Linked DNA regions of Homo sapiens: region 1 is linked to region 2. A link is a loop called in an ENCODE intact Hi-C map of the cell type or tissue named here. Cell type or tissue: ovary. All regions are shown on one strand. Region 1 overlaps MPRIP (myosin phosphatase Rho interacting protein). Region 2 overlaps MPRIP (myosin phosphatase Rho interacting protein).

Evidence for each region. A loop is a pair of places that touch in the nucleus more often than their neighbours do. Peaks named below come from ENCODE experiments on the same cell type or tissue, not always from the same donor. Only the 100,000 strongest peaks of a DNase experiment are listed, where the experiment ranks them.
Region 1: it touches region 2 in a loop (6-fold over the local background); 4 of 110 quality-filtered maps call a loop at or near these places.

The regions. Positions count from the first base shown.
Region 1 is chr17:17,071,404-17,079,403 of GRCh38, forward strand. MPRIP (myosin phosphatase Rho interacting protein) reads left to right here. Exons shown (of 24, transcript NM_001364716.4): 2 at 4,307-4,384; 3 at 6,608-6,673. Among named protein-coding and RNA genes, the nearest start is that of MPRIP, 33 kb to the left of the region's middle. RefSeq lists enhancers at 751-1,276, 1,277-1,803. In ovary, no CTCF peak of the experiment used is centred here; a DNase peak (open chromatin) is centred at 4,108.
Region 2 is chr17:17,114,861-17,122,860 of GRCh38, forward strand. The region is part of intron 3 of MPRIP (myosin phosphatase Rho interacting protein); the gene reads left to right. Among named protein-coding and RNA genes, the nearest start is that of MPRIP, 76 kb to the left of the region's middle. RefSeq lists an enhancer at 4,370-4,895. In ovary, no CTCF peak of the experiment used is centred here; a DNase peak (open chromatin) is centred at 4,806; H3K27ac peaks cover 2,239 bases.

The DNA.
Region 1 (8,000 bases), 43 kb before region 2:
GCCTGGGAGAGTCACCACGGTGTCCTTCCTTGGATCCTGGGTCCCTGGCCCACTTACCTTTTTTTCTCCACCTTTCAGAGTCTTCTCATGTTTGTCTTATACATGATGGCCCCAGGTTTTTGGTTGTACTTAGCAGGAGAAATCTACATCTGCCCCATCGTCCAGGAAGCAGAAGTTTCAAGGCACTGTTTTTGAAAGAGCTTCAGGTTGAAGGCACACCCAGACCACCAGCAGCCTCTTCCTAGAGGCCAGCCAGAAGTGGAGCCTCCGACTTGTGTGGGTCATGAGTGAAGGCCGAGTTTAATTGGAGAGGAGGTAGCTCGGGGGAGTCTCTCATGTGGTCACTTTTATATGGGATCCGGAGCCACATGCATCCTCTGGGAGGACCTGCATAGAAAGGGGCCCTGTGTGCAGGGCTGCTTGAAACAGGACTCGGGCCCCATCCTTTGGGTCCTTACAGCCCAGCTCAGATCCCCCATGTCAACAACAGATACCTGCTTCTCCTGCCTCCCTCCAAAATGCCCAGCAGCTCAACCAGAAAACAGCAAAGCTAAGCCTACCCACGCAGCATTTCCAGAGCACACTCCCTCCTGCCTGCTGCCTTTTGGGCTGTCTGTTTTAGTGTCCCAGTTTCAGATTATTATAGGACCGTCTGGAAGAGAATACTTTAGGGCCTTTTAGAGGTGCTGCCCCAGGACCAGGTGGGCGTGCGTGGGAGCCTCTGCCCGTGGGCATTGCTGCACTTAAAGACACTGTGGTCTGCTGTGCGGGGGAGGATGCAGCAGTTTTAGATAGTCTGAGACATAGAGAAGCAGCAGCTCTTCCTGGGAGGCCTTTCCCACGCCTTGGGGATGAGGACAGGTTGTCTGAGTCAGGACCTAGGTTATGTAAGGAGAAGGTAACTCAGAGAGGGCACCACCCACCCACTGCTGGCCTAGGCCGGTGGGCACTCACCTCCACTCCCTCTGCACACCTGCCTCAGGATCAAGGACACAGCCAGGGCTAGGCAGACCCCATCCCTGCCTTCCTGGAGCGAAGGTTCTGGGGTGGGGGTGGGGGGCAAGACATGTCATAGCAATGTAATTACGTACATAATGAAATGGTAGGTAGAAATTAGTTCTGTGATGTGCAGTGACGGTAATGGCAGAAGTGAGTTGTTAGAGACTGAGGGGGAGGGTCAGGACTGTCCCCTTGAGGAAGGGACATTTCGGGGAAGCCCTGAGGGATGGTAGAGAGGGCCAGGTTTTGGGGAGCTGAGGAGGCTGGGGGAGGCTGCGCAGCCCACGTGGCTGGCTGTGAGAGGCAAGAGTGGTGGTGATATAGCTGGCCAGTTCCTGTCCCTGGCTCCCTGGACTTGAGGAGTGAGTTCTCAGTAATTACAGATGGCTCCTCATGGCCCCATGGCGCCATCATTCCTGCCTCTGCACCTGTGCATCAGCTGCGCCCCTGCCCAGAGAGTCCTCTCCACCCCAGGCCTCCCCCTGTTATCTATGGGGTCCTTACCTTCAGGGCTTTTTTTTAATAGCTTTATTAAGATAAAATTCACACGTCATACGTTTAACCCATTTAAATGATACAATTCTATGATTTTTAGGATATTCCAACTGATGTGCAGCCATCATCACAGTCACTTTTAGAACATTACATCATCGCCAAAAGAAACCCTGCACCTCTTGGCTGTCACCAACCCCTTCCGCCGTCCCAGCCCCAGGCAGCCACTCCTCTGCTCTCTATCACTCTGGAATTGCTTTGATGAACGCTGGGTGGGGTGTCACCTGCATCCCAGCCTGCTCCTCCACCCAGAGGCCCTACATCTCGCTCTCTGCTCTGTGTCTGCGCCGCCCGCCCACCTGCATCAGTCCCCTCTGTGGTGATCCATATCAGGAAGTCACAGCCAAGCAAAGTGGCTGCTGCAGGCTCCCTGGTATACAGCACCCAGGGCCATGCACACGGGGTTCCTGAGCAGAGGTTTGCTGACGATGCCTGGGTTGAGACCAGGGCTCGGGTTCTGAGGGAACAGATGCTGATCCCTTGGCTCCCCACAGTTCCTCCTGGAGAAAGGTCAGGTAAATGTAGCTGATTATGTGATGACACCCCAAGCCCTGCCTCCAGAGGCCAGGGTGGTGGCGCATAGTCAAGATGGAGATAGAGGAATGGCTTGGCAGGCTAGCCTCTGGCCTCACAGGTGGGCACTTGTGGCCGGTGAGAGGCCGAGCTGGGAGTCACAGAGTCCAGATACACACAGGGAGTTGTCCAGCTCCGGCTTTCCCATGCAAGGCCTCTGGGTGGGGTCTGCTTAGGATGTGCACTCCTGGGTGGGGTGTGGAGAGGCCGAGCGTGTGTGCCCACCTTGAGGTTTGCTGGGCACAGCTGGAGTTCGTAGAGAGCACAGACCTCTCCTCGCCTTTGCTTCTGCCTTCCCAGGTGGGATTTCCACCACATACTCCTTGGCCCTCCTGGACTATGTCTGCAGCCAACACCCACTCCCCTGTTGCAGCAAAGCAAGCCTCTCCTGTCCTTGCAGCTTTCCCCCGACCCCAGGCACACAGCTCCACTTGCACCATTCATGGGGAAAGCCAGTGCTCCTGGGGACCTTGAGGACCCTGCAGGCGGAAGCCAAGTAAAGGGGGGTTCTTGGTTCAGCCTGGAGGCTGTGTGGCCTCTGGCACGTGGCCTGCCCTCTCTGAGTCACGGTCTGCAGCTACCAAATGAGGTAGTGTGGTGGGGCCTCCTAGTTTGGAGAGCACTGAATAAAAAGCACATCAGGAGGACCCATGAGGGGTCCTGTGTGTGTAAGCAGCAGTCAGAGAACTTGGGTTTTAATTTGTGTTACCGCCCTCCGAAAGGCACTGGATAAATGGGACTGGTTGTACCTTTTCCAATGCATTCTCGCCAGCTGGGTGTGGCTGAGGAAGGAGATTGAGCCAGAGTGTCTGTCTAGATTCCCCTTGTTGAGCTCCTCCCGTGGTCTGGGGAGTGGGGACTCTGTGGCTGGTAAAATATAGCAGTGCCTCACATTTGTTGAGACCTCACAGGCCAGACACTGTGCTCAGTGTTCTTTGTGCAGCTTTTTAAGTTGAGCTATAATTCACATATCTTAAGATTCACTCTCTTAAAGTATACAGTTTGGTGAGTTTTAGCATATTTACAATGTTGTGCAACCATCTCCACTGTCTAATTCTAGAATATTTTAGTCACCCACGAAAGAAACCCCATACCTGTTAGCTGTCTCTCCTTATTTCCTTTCCTCCAGTCCCTGGCGACCACTAATCTGCTTTCTGTGCTGTGGATTTGCCTATTCTGGACCATTTGCATAAGTGGAATTCTGTAATATGTGGGCTTTTGTGCCTGGCTTCTTTGACTTAGCATCATGTTTTCGGGGTTCCTCGGTGTTGTGGTGTATGTTAGTGCTTCATTCCTTTTTCTGGCTGAATAATGTTCCCTTGTGTGGACCCATCACACTTTGTTCATCTATTCATCTGTCCATGGATATTTGGGCTGTTACCACCTTTTGGCAGGTGTGAATAATACTGCTATGAACATTCATGTGCAGGTATTTATTTGAGCCCCTGTTTTCCGTTTTCTTGGGTGTGTATACATAGGGGTGAAATTGCTGGGCCCTAGGGTAACTCTGCCTTTAACTTTCTGAGGAACTGCCAGACTTTTCCAAGGTGGCAGCACCGTTTTACATCCCTGTGCTGGGTTTTACTGATTGCATTATCTCATCAGTCCTCACATCAGAGTCATGAGGTTTAGGTAGAATTGTCATCACTCTCACTTTTCAAATGGGAGAGTTTGAACTCAAAGAGTTTCTGCACGCAGTCACACAGCCAGTCAGTTGATGATTCTTTGGCCAGAGCTGGCTTTGATCACGAAAGCAGTCTCTTCTCCAGGCCCTGTTTTGTATCTTCAGGATGAAGCTTTTTGACTGTGTTGTTCATGTCCTATTTCCTGGCGCCTGGCACACACTGACACTCACATATTTGTTGAATAACATGTCATTTTTTCCTGATCTTGGTGGCTTGATCAGTAACTTGCAGGAGACAGCATGTCTTAGGGGATCCTGTACTCTCCAGGTTCTCACACTCCTGCCAGGGCCTGTATGCTCTCCACCCCGGATGCTGCAGAATCCCCGCCAGCCTCTGACTCTCAAGCAGCTGCAGACGCACCGCAGTGGAAATAGGTGTCATGACCTCTGCAGAGCAGAGGCAACATCTGTTTCCAGCGAGTGCTTGCTGTTAACTTGACCTGTTCTCTCTTCTGGGTTGAAGGCTGCTGGTGACCTGCCCTCTTTTTTCTCCTCTAGGCAAAACCCATTTATGGCGGTTGGCTGCTCCTGGCTCCAGATGGGACCGACTTTGACAACCCAGTGCACCGGTCTCGGGTAAGGGCATCAGAGCCAACTCTCAGGGAGGAACCAGAGAAGGGACCCATCTAAGGGTGAACTGGCAGAGTGGAAGAGGGAGATGGAGAGTTGAACAGTGGATCCTGGGATAGCAGGACCAGCAGGGCTCCCCCATTTGGTGCACTTGTACGTTGTACAGAAAAGGTCTCAATTATACATAGTTGTGTGTAGTGCTCCCTTCAGAATGAGGAGCTCTCATGTGGGTGTTGCCTGTTTTGTGGGTCAGGTTGACTCTAGGAACAGTAAAATGGAAGAGGCAAAAGAGCAGTTAAAGGTTTGCATTATACCGAGCAGCTCCCAATTCCTTCCATGCCAAGGCCTGCCCCTGTAGCACCTCCCTTCTTCCTGAGCCAGGGGTTCAGCACACTAGCACTAGTGAAGGGTTGGGGGCCCAGAGGCCTTGGCTTACCTCTTACTAAAATGTGCATTGCCCAGGGCAGGGCCCCGCTAGAGCTGGGACCATCATTGGCCTGACCTGTGGTTTGTTTCTCTGCCAGGAAGCCCCTCTGGATTTGACTCCGGTTACAAAACTCTCCTTCCTCACAAACTTTCTTACAGTGCTGCCGCTTGCACCCTATAAATTGCTTCCACTCAGCCCCCTCCATCCCCGGGAGCTCCCTTTCCTCTTCTTCTTAGTTTCTGCTGCTCATCCTTTCCCCACCCTGAATATTACACTTTGGAGTAGGGGCCTTGGGCTGTGTATTCTGGTCCCACAGGCCTTGCATTGTGTCTCTGTTCTTTGGGATTGCTTCTAGAATGGGTTTTGATTTCAGAGGCTGCACATAAGGCCCTTGGAAATGTTCCTGGGAAACATGTTCAGGTGGCCTCCTCTACACACCCAGCATAGACCAGCCCTCTACAAGGCCTCTTTGCAAGGCCCTTTGAGTCCCTGTTCATGCCACCCAGACAGGAGAACTCAGGCATCACTGGTCCAGCTGGGCTGCAGTTTCCAGGGAGTAGTTCCCTTTCCTATTTTATATCAAGGTTGTACAAAATTGCCATTTCCAGCCTCTGACAGGAGTCTTTTTATAAATGATAACCCTGGCCCAAAGCAGAGAGATGTGCTTTTATAGTCAGTTCACGTGGCCTCACTGCCAGTTAAACTCTGAGTATTGTTGGGCTCTTTGCTTTTTTTTTTTTTTTTTTTTTTTGAAACAGAGTCTTGCTCTGTCACCCAGGCTGGAGTGCAGTGGCATGATCTCGATTCAGTGCAGTCTTGACCTCCCAGGTTCATGTGATCCTCTTACCTCAGCCTCCTGAGTAGCTGGGGCTACAGGCGTGCATCACCATGCCTAGCTAATTTTTGTATTTTTTGTAGAGACGGGGTTTCACCATGCTGCCCAGGCTGGATTGGGCTTGTTGAAATGTTGAAAATAGGTCATGGACCCTTGTGATGATTTGGGGCTGGGAGCTGTGCCTGTCATTCATGACCTGGGCCAGCAGACTCGCATTATGGACAAGTCCCTTCTCCCCACACAAAGGAAGACATACACCGCATAGTCCATTTCATTTCAGCTCCTGATGGCATCTGACCGCCGTGGACACTTCCCAGTGGTCTGGCTTTTGGAGGGAGAGTAGAGCGGGGGATGATCTGTGCCAGTTGGTCACTCCTTGGATATTGGAGTTATTTCCACTGGTCTTGCTGCTCCTCTGTTTTGATTTTCATTAACTCATTTCACCTCAGTGAATTCTGGAGCCTGGCTGTTTTTGTGCCTCCTCTTTGCCAGTGGATCATCAGAACAACCCCTTTTGTAGCAGTTTCCCAGGTTTTTTCAGAAGTGGTGAATCCATGCCTTGGCATTCCTGGATTATTCCATGTCATGTCAGATCATTCATCAAATAAATATTGACACATGTCATGTGATGCATTCTATGCTGAGCACCATCAGGAATACAAAAAGGTAACCACACGTTGTTTCTGCTCCTGAGGAGCTTCCAAGTGTTAAAAAAAAAAAAAAAAAAAGACTTCTTATTAAGCCTCAATCACTCATGTGATTTGGGCCTGTCTCCCAGCCCAGTCCTGGCTGATGAATCAACATTCTTGTGCCTCGGGTCCCTCTTTTCCTGCCACCTGCCCCAGAAGTGGAATCTGTGGAGTGACCTTCCTTAGATATGGACTTGTCAGACGTGGGAACTCCAGAAGCCAAGCTCTGGGGCCAGGACCCAGATCCTCCTAACCACCCACCTTGTGCTCCGTTGCAGAAATGGCAGCGACGGTTCTTCATCCTTTACGAGCACGGCCTCTTGCGCTACGCCCTGGATGAGATGGTAAGTGTTATCCTTGCCCACTCCCTGTCCCCAGCCTTCACCAAGTCCCTCCATTACAGTGCCCTTGCGTTGTCATGTGAGAGCACAGCAGCCATGTGCTCCTGCTTGTGTCTGTTTGGGAGTGTGGAATGTTTTGAAGAACTTGTGGCACCTGCTGGAGACAGCTTTAAAAACCCAGACCTTTGGTTTGAAACATCATCTTCTGTGGTCTTGAGTGAGAGGAAGAAGTGAGGGAGGAAGTCATTTCTGTTGAAGGCTAATAGTGTGGACTTCACTGGAGCACTCCTGGTTAGGGGAAAGCAAGGGCAAAGTCCTGGATCACGTGTGCAGGCTGTGGACCTGTGGGCGTGGGGCAGGGGCTGGCCCTGGGGCTGGCACATGTGCTCACGCACCTAGTCCTGGGGTTGCCTGTCAATTCTGCGACTGTAATTGGTTTTGCTTGTCTCATTTGAGCTTGGCTTAGTTTTCCGAGCTGACTTCAGAGGCCTCCTGGTCACAAGGTCATCGTTCTTCTGGTCACTAAACCAGGCAGACAGGCTTCTTCCTCCTCCCCACCTCCCTGGTTTTCCAGTTGCTTCCTGGGCTGGATGAGTGTTTGCTGCTGTTGCCCCAGAGGCCAAACCTGAAAATCAACTAGGTGGAATTTCTGGCTTTTCTTTTTCCACCCATTTTATCTCCTGACTTTTTCTCTAAAGGAGATTAGTCTCTCCTAATTAATCTAAAGTAGGACTGCATTCCAAACTTTGTAAAGGGTTGAAGATGCGAGATTTGATCGCCTTTTCCAGTTCCACTTGGTGGGTGAATGTTTGTGTGCCCATATGTGCAGCATTTTAAAATTGGGACTGTCCTGGAAAGCCTAGTCTCACTATGTAAAATAGGCAGCCCCTGCCTATCCTACCCAGAGTTTGTTTCTTTGCTGCAGGGGCGAGACAGACTCTGGAAGTATGAGTGGAGATAACTGTCCCTAGAGGTACCTTCCAGACTGCGGCAGGGGGTGGCGGGGGTGCCTGGGATTTTTGGGTGGTCATTACAGCTCACATGTGCAAAGGTCAGAAGTGGGCGTGTTTGTACTCGAGTCCTAACCTTTGTGATGTGATATGTTTTCTACTTTTGTTTCTGGGGTGAATTAAGAGGATGGTACCATAATCCTGTATCAACTGTCACCTCACTGGTTCCTACTTAAAAAGAATTGTCTTCCTTTTCATTCTTTCCGGTGAGCATATTTGTACATCATGATTAGAGCATAGGGGGTTTTTGCTATGGGAACGTCTGTGCTCCAGGGTAGTGTACTGGAGGTGAGCACCGATTGTGGACTTGGCTGGAAGTA
Region 2 (8,000 bases):
GCGTAGCAGGTGTGAGGAGGAACTTCCTGGTCTTGGCAGCAAGTGAAAAAGGTCCTTGTTTTCTTATTTTCTCCGTTAAAAAAAAAGTAGTTTAGTGGTTCTAACTATGCCCCTGGGAAAGCCCTGAACGGGTCATTTCCTCAGCATCCCACAAAGTCACTTGTAGCAGAAGGCCCAGCCCACGCACTGCAGCACCAAGGCTGGGGCGAGGCCCACACTGCATTGTTGCTGCTGGCATTAGCAGATGCTGCACATCTTGGAGGCCCCCTCCTGCTAATCCACGAATGCCTCAGAAAGCATGCACTGTCTCTGGGGCCAGAGCTGAATCTTAGAAGAGGGCCTACTTGGGATGGGAGCGGTAGCTCTGCGTCTGTGGTGACACCCACTGTCACATTCCAGTAGAGGGAAGGAAAGGTAGGGCCTCGGGATTTTGGCCCTGACTGCATGGTTCCTGCTTCTTCTGTGATGGAGGCGGCATGCTGTGGTGGGCTAGGAGTTAGGAAGCCTGGGCCTGAGTTTCCACGTCCAGACGTTAGGGAGAGGTGGGGTGTAGAGGGCCTTCCAGGCCTGGGTTGGCAGGGAGGCGAGCTCTTTCTCGTGATGGAGCCATGAAGGCCTGTTGGAAGGCCTGGCCTGCTTGCTGCTGAGCCTGTGGTTTCTCCCTGTTATCTGTGCAGTGTTCTGTTTTGTTTTGTTTGAAGTGTACAGGTCATTGTCTTTGAGGATATTCACGTGGTTATACAACCACCAACACAATCTAATTTCAGAGCATTTTTCATCAACCCCCAAACAAACCCTGCATCCCTTAGCTGCCACCGCCACTCCTCCCCTCCTGCTTCCCATCTTTATCGATTGGCCTGTCCTGGACGCTTGATGTAAATGGAGTCATGCAGCATCATCTCACAACTTTACCATCTGCTGGTTGCAGCAGAGTCATTGGCCCAAGGCTGGGGTGGTGGCTTCAGACCAACACCATGGACTTGGTGGCCTAGGTGCTGATCATGCAAAGGCCATTCCTCAGGGGCCTGCATCTCTTTCCAGACAGCTTCTCTACCTCATGCCCTGCAGAGCCTGCCACTGTCTGGTCTTTGCACACGTGTCATCCTGTTAACCCTTAATGAATATGGGATTTTGGTTAAAATGATGGTTTCTATTTTATAAATAAAACGTATCTATTACATATATAAGTAAATCAAATATTTATATTATAATTAAATCTATAATATAAATCTAGCAGGGTTGGCTTGTTCCATCATTCAGAAATGTTTACTGAAGCACATATTGGAAGGTGCTGACCTAGGTGTATAGAGTAAATACAAGGAGTTTTATCAGGCACCTTGTGGCTTAGTATGCAGAGCAGTTGGGCAGACCTGTGGATGGGCCATGGCCTCTGCACAGGGGCTCCCTTCAGGGAGCACAGGACAATGATCCAGGAGGGGAGATGTGCCAGGCAGGCCTCTCCGGCAGGACAGTGATAAAGGAGGCTGCTCTGTGCAGCGGGTAACCGTGGGTCTCCCAGGCCAGCAAGTAGGTCCAGGAGGCAAGGTGGGGCAATTGGTGCAGGGAGCAGAGCTTGGGCTGGGAGCTGTTGGAGCAGTTGAGTTGTGGGTTGGCTTGGCCGGATCTATGTTCATGAAGAATGGTTCTGGGGCTGTTCCTGTTGAATCATTCTGAGGCTCCCAGCACTGCTGTGCCTAGGAGGGTAGAACCCATGGGCCTCTTCACTGTGTACCAGGTGTTCCCAGCTGGCCTCATCTAGCCAAGCCTCCCACGGAACTCCCAGAATCACAGGTCTGAGGCCTCCGTCCTGCCAGTCCCCAGTCTGTATTGGTGGGCAGTGGGAAAGGGCCTGCCCCGCATGCATCTGCAGCTGGGGAGAGGGGTCAGAAATGTTTTGCAGGTAGTGTCTGGGGCCAGGTGCTGTCAGCCTGGGGCTCAGCAGAGGGGCAGACCCTGCTCTCCCCTGGAATGTGGCCTGGGAAACCAGCCTCTGGTGCTCCCCAGGGCCCCAAGGCAAGGGCCAGAGAGGCACAGGGAGAATCTGCACGGTACTCAGCTGCCTTTGGATTGACCCTTCGGCTTGGTCCATTGTTTTCAAGAGCCCTTATCAGCCATCTTAGCACAAGTAGATGGCCATGGTCTCTGAGTAGAGGATGTGCCCCCTCCCCTTGCAGAAGACGGTGGCCCATGATGCCCAGAGCTCCTCAGTCCACTGAGCCCTGCCTCTCTGCCACAGGGTAGAAGACGGAACATGCCCGACACTGTCCTCCCTCCTTCCCAAACATTCGAGGAAAGTTGTTGAACCCATCGTCTTCTGACCACCACCCTTGCTTGGTAGGAGAGTGGTGATGTGCACTGAGAAGCAGCAGGCGGCACGGGTGTGCCATCCCGAGCCTGAGCTCGAGTCCCGCTTCAGCTGTGCAGTATCGTTTGTAGTCTTGTGACAGAAGGGGGTAGATTATCACCCCAAAGGGAAATCTCTAGGCCAAAACATTAGGCCACTTCTCATTCCCCTCCCCTAGCCCCTGGCAACCACTCCTCTGCTTTTTCTCTATGGGTTGGCCTTTTCTGAACATTTCACCAAGATGGAGTCACACAGTGTGTGTCCTTTTGTGACTGGCTTCATTCACTTAGCGTGATGTTTCCAAGGTTTGCTCATGTTGGAGCATGTGTCAGGATTTCATTCTTTTTATGGCTGAATAAAATAATATTCCATTGTATGAATATTGCATTTTGTCTATCCATTTGTCCACTGATGGACATTTGGGCTGTTTCCACCTTTTGGCTATCGCGAATTATGCTGCTACGATATGATTTGTGTATATGTTCGAGTACCTGTCTTCTGTTCTTTTGGGTATATATCCAGTAATCAACTTGTTGGGTCATATGGAAACTGTCTGTAATTTTTTGAGGAACTGCTAAAGTTTTCCACAATAGCTACACCACTTTACAATCAAAACGAGGCCTATATTTACTACCATTTTACATTAGGGAAACTGAGGCTCACAATTTGCGACTTGCCCAGAATCACAGAGCTAGTGAGTGCAGAGCTAGGACTTGACTCCAAGGGTAGGCTCTTCTTGGCTAGAGAGCTCTGAAAACAGATTGCTTAGAGTCTACCTTAGATCTCAGAACTTCTGCAGAGGGAAACAGCTGGGAGAGCAGTGGTTTGTGGCTCCAGCTCTTCCTCCTGTCCTGGGCTGATGGAAGCCCCATGAGCTGGTCTCCCTGGCCTGTGCTGTAGGTCCAGCCTAGGTAGCCCTGGCTGGCCAAAGCTGCCTAAGGTCCTGGGAGTCTCACGGGGGCTGTGTGGCTAGCCCAGGTCATGGGGTGGTCTCCCGGCCCTTCTTTCTGCAGCCAAACTACTTCTAGGAGCCTGATCTAACAAATCACAAGCCTCTCTTTTGAGGATGTGCTGGGGACCACCCCAAAAGCCATCGGGTGTAGAATGGGCATCCAACTCTTGGCCCAAAGTCCCTCTGGGGTTGCAGGACCCTCTCTGGGGTCTGCCAGGTTGTAGCATGCAGGTTTCATGTGGGACACCTGAAGGGTGGGGAAGAGTGCAGAATCATGGCTCCCTTCCCAAGGAGGTGATAGGACCTGGAATCAGACCTGACACCTGAGGACAGGCATTGGGATGAGGGCTCAGCCCAGCCTAGGGGCTGTTCCATGCAGCTTCAGGAGGCTACAGTGTGGAGGATGATTGTGGAACTGCCCTTTGAACCATGAGGACTGTGGAGTACACCAGGACTGGCGGTGACGACTGGGAAGGGGGAAGGGAGTTCTGCCTGGTGGGTACCTGCTAGGCCCATTGTCAGTCCCTAGGCGTGGTTGGCCTAACACTTCTCTGAGTTGTGGCACAGAGGCCAGGCAGAGGCTTTGCTTACTCTGGGCCTGCATGGGATCATGACCCCTTTTCTGCGGCTCTTTCCAGTTTCCTCAGAGGACTTGGGCTTTGGGGATATCTGTCTGTGGAGAGTGCTGCTCCCTGGGGAGGTCTGCAGCCCCAGAGGGACTTTGGGCCAAGAGTTAAGTGCCCTTTCTACACTTGATGGCCTTTGGGGTAGTCACCAGCACCTCCTCAAAAGAGAGGGGCTTGTGATTTGTTAGATCGGGCTCCTAGAAGCAGTTTGGCTGCAGCAAGAAGAGCCGGGAGACCACCTTTGACCTGAGCCAGCCACACAGCCCCCATGAGCCCTGCTCCTGTGTTGTGCCTCCCAGGATGTGGGTTCCAGGGGCGCCTAGGAACTCAGCTGGTGCTCCCCAAGGGCTGTGTTCCTTCCTGAGAAAACTCTGGAGCCAATGTCCTGAATTCCAAAGAAAGGAAGGACCTCTCCTTAGACCTGGCTCGAGCAGCCAGACCATGTCTGCAGCACAGCCCACCAGCCCAAGGGAGGAGGGAGGTGGTGTTCCTGCCTGGGCGCTGCCTAATCAGGCCATAGCTCAGTGAAGTGCCAGGCTGAAGGCAGGGGCCGTGCTGGGCAAGTCTCCACGTGGTCCAGGCTGGGTAGCCCTGCCTACAGTTTCTCTGATAAACTTAGGCATGACCTTGTGCAAACAATTGTTAAGTCCAGGGAGGAAAGATGCCAAGGAGAGAGGGGCAAGGGTGCCAGTCAGAGAGGACCACACTTGTTCTGGGTGGCCCACAGAGTGCCACGTCCCATAATCACTTGGAGCCCCAGCTTGTACATTTGAAAGTCAGAACAATGATGTGCCTGCCTCCTGAAGCTGTCATCAGTACCTGTAGCTACTCAGGGCCTGGCCACAGTGAGCACCCAGGAAGTGGTGAATACACTTCCTGCTTCTACTGCAAGGCAATTCCCTGTGTCCTCCCTAGAACGTGCCGAGCTGCCTGTCCCTGCCAGAGTGCAGATGAGCAAGGCGACCGCTCAGCCCCAAAGTTTGCAGACAAAGCTTTTCATACTCCTTAAGTGGGTCACAGTGCATATGAAAAAATAATAAATACAGTGCACATGGTAGAAATACTGACTCACCGTTTTCCATTTCATGTGCATGTGTGCACTTGTGTGTGTGCTCATCATGGTGTGAATGTGGTGTTCCATGTGGGCCTTGGTTGGATGAGTTTGTGAAACATGCTGTCTCAGGACCTCAGGTGTGGGGGGAAGTCAGGTTTCACCTTGAAATCCCCTTTCTGACCTTGAGATTTTGGGAGTAATTCTTTGCCCTAGGGGAAAGCCTTTGTTTCTTGGGTCTCTGTTTTCTGGTCTGAATGAGGGATTGGGGGATAAAGGGAAGACTCCCACCCAGGTCTCACGTGCGACTGGTTCTGTAACAGCAGCTGCCTGGAAGGAAGGTCCTCCTGATGATAACGCCAAACAGCCTCTCACCATATTTCTGCTTACTTTCCTCTTGTTTCCCTCTGGCTCTTAGAAGCTTGCCTTCCCACACTCATGGGGTCAACAAGAAACAAAGGCCTGTTTTCCCAAAAGTGCTTCTGCTTGGGCCAGGGGTGTGGTGGAGAGTCCCCGGTTGGAGAGGCTGCTATAGCAGTATTATCCTAACCCAGGAAGGTCACTCTGGCCTCTGACAAGATGCCCTGGCTGCAGTGCACAGAGCTTCCAGCCTCCCATGGGCCTGTGGACAGAGGACCGGCAGGAGGAGCAGGGTGTGCTCATCTCTTTGGAGAGAAGCCTGAGTCCTGTGTCCTCCTGCCTAAACAATCTGCAGCCTGTAGCAACTCTGCCCCTTAGCTGGGGTAGGGTGGAGCCCAGAAGAGGACCAGAGGCTCCAGATAGCTGGAGGGCTATGTGGGGGCTGAACCCATAACTTGGTGACATAGCAGAGTCGATGGCCTACAGAGGGCCGTCTCTTTTTTTGGAAAATGAATCAAACAAAACTAGGTGAAGCTCAGCCTCCTAGGAAACCTGGATTCCTGACCTCTGGAGGTATAGAATTAGGGCAGGAAGCTCATCAGAGTTGCTTTGCTGACAGCGTTAGAGCTGAGGCGTTCCTTCTGGCTGGATTTGGGTTACAGCCTAGATATTTGCCCTTACTCTCGCAGCACAAGATTCAGGCCTACCCAGACACAGATGGTTGTATCCTGCCCCCTAGGCAGAGGCAGGGGAGGGGAGAGGTGCTGGCTGAGGGGCTCCCTGGAGCCATTGGTTGAGTCTGTTCAGTCTGGAAATGCTGCTGAGTGCAGAGCAGCAGGGGGACCAGCTCTGGAACCAGAGTGCCTGGGTTTGAATCCTGACATGGCTACTTCCTAGCATTGTGACCTTAAATCAAAATTACAGTTCTGCGTTGTTTAATGACAGGCACACATCCTGAGAAATGTGTTTTCTCAGGCAGTTTGGTCCTTGTGTAAATATTCTAGAGTGCACTTACACAAAGTTAGACAGTACAGCTTATTGCACACCTAGGCTTTGTGGTAGAGCCTATTGCTGCGAAGCCATAAACCTGTACAGCATATACTGCAATATCACAAGCAGTTATAACACAGTGGCAAGTATTGATGTATCCAAACCTAGCAAAACATAGAGGGAGCTGTTGACTAACATCGTTGTGCGGTGCATGACTGCACCTAGCTTCTTAGCAGTCTGCTTCCTTGTCTGCGGGATGAGAGTGACAGTAGTGCCTGCCTCATAGTGTGTTCGGAATGTTCAGTGAGAGGACACGGGAAGAGTTTGCAGCAGTGCGTGGTATTCAAGGGCATGGGCGCAAACATGAGCACCATTGTGCCCTGCGCCTGTGCTGGTGCTGTTGTTGCTGCTTCCCCATCGGCAGCAGGGGAAGGGGGAACACTGCACTACTGAGACTTGGAGGGAGCTATTTTCTTTTTCTTTTTCTTTTTTTAAGTTCAGGGGTGCAAGTGCAGGTTTGTCACATAGGTAAAGTTGTGTCATGGAAGTTTGTTGTACAGGTTATTTCATCACCCAGATATTAAGCCTAATGCCCATTAGTTACTTTTCCTGATCTTCTCCCTCTTCCCACCCTCCCCACTCTGAAAGGCCCCAGTGTGTGTTGTTTCTCTCCATGTGTCTATATGTTCTCATCATTTAGCTCCCACTTACAAGTGAGAGCATGTGCTGTGTGGTTTTCTGTTCCTGTGTTCGTTTGCTAAAGATAGTGGCCTCCAGCTCCATCCATGTCCCTGCAAAGGGTATTATCTCATTCTTTTTTATGACTACATAATATTCCATGGTGTATATATATCACATTTTCTTTCTCTGGTCTGTATCATTGATGGGCATTCCGTGTCTTTGCTATTGTGAATAGTGCTACAGTGAACATACATATGCATGTGTCTTTATAATAGAATGACTTATATTCCTTTGGGTATATACCCAGTAATGAGATTGCTGCATCAAATGGTATTTCTATCTTTAGGTCTTTGAGGAATTGCCACACTGTCTTCCACAATGGCTGAACTAATTTACACTCCCACCAACAGTGTATAAGTGTTCCTTTCTCTCCACAATCGAAGGGAGCTGTTTTTTGTTTTCATTTTGTTGTTTTTTTGTTTATTTGTTTTGTTTTGTTTTGTTTTTGAGATGGAATCTCGCTCCATCACCCAGGCTGGAGTGCAGTGGCGCAATCTCGGCTCACTGCAAGCTCCGCCTCCCGGGTTCACGCCATTCTCCTGCCTCAGCCTCCCGAGTAGCTGGGACTATAGACGACTGCCACCACGCCCAGCTAATTTTTTGTATTTTTAGTAGAGACAGGGTTTCACCGTGTTAGCCAGGATGATCTCGATCTCCTGACCTCGTGATCCGCCCGTCTTGGCCTCCCAAAGTGCTGGGATTACAGGCATGAGCCACTGCGCCTGGCCAAAGGGAGCTATTTTATAGCAGGTCCTCAGTACGTACCTGGACCTGTCTTCCAAGAGTGCTGGTTAGAAGCAGTACATAAATACAATTTAAAAAGTTAGTCCCAAACCCTCACGCAGTGCTAGTGGGAATGTGAGATGGCACAGCCACTTTGGGAAATAGTCTGGCAGCTCCTCAGAGTTAAACATATAGTTTCCATATGACCCAGCA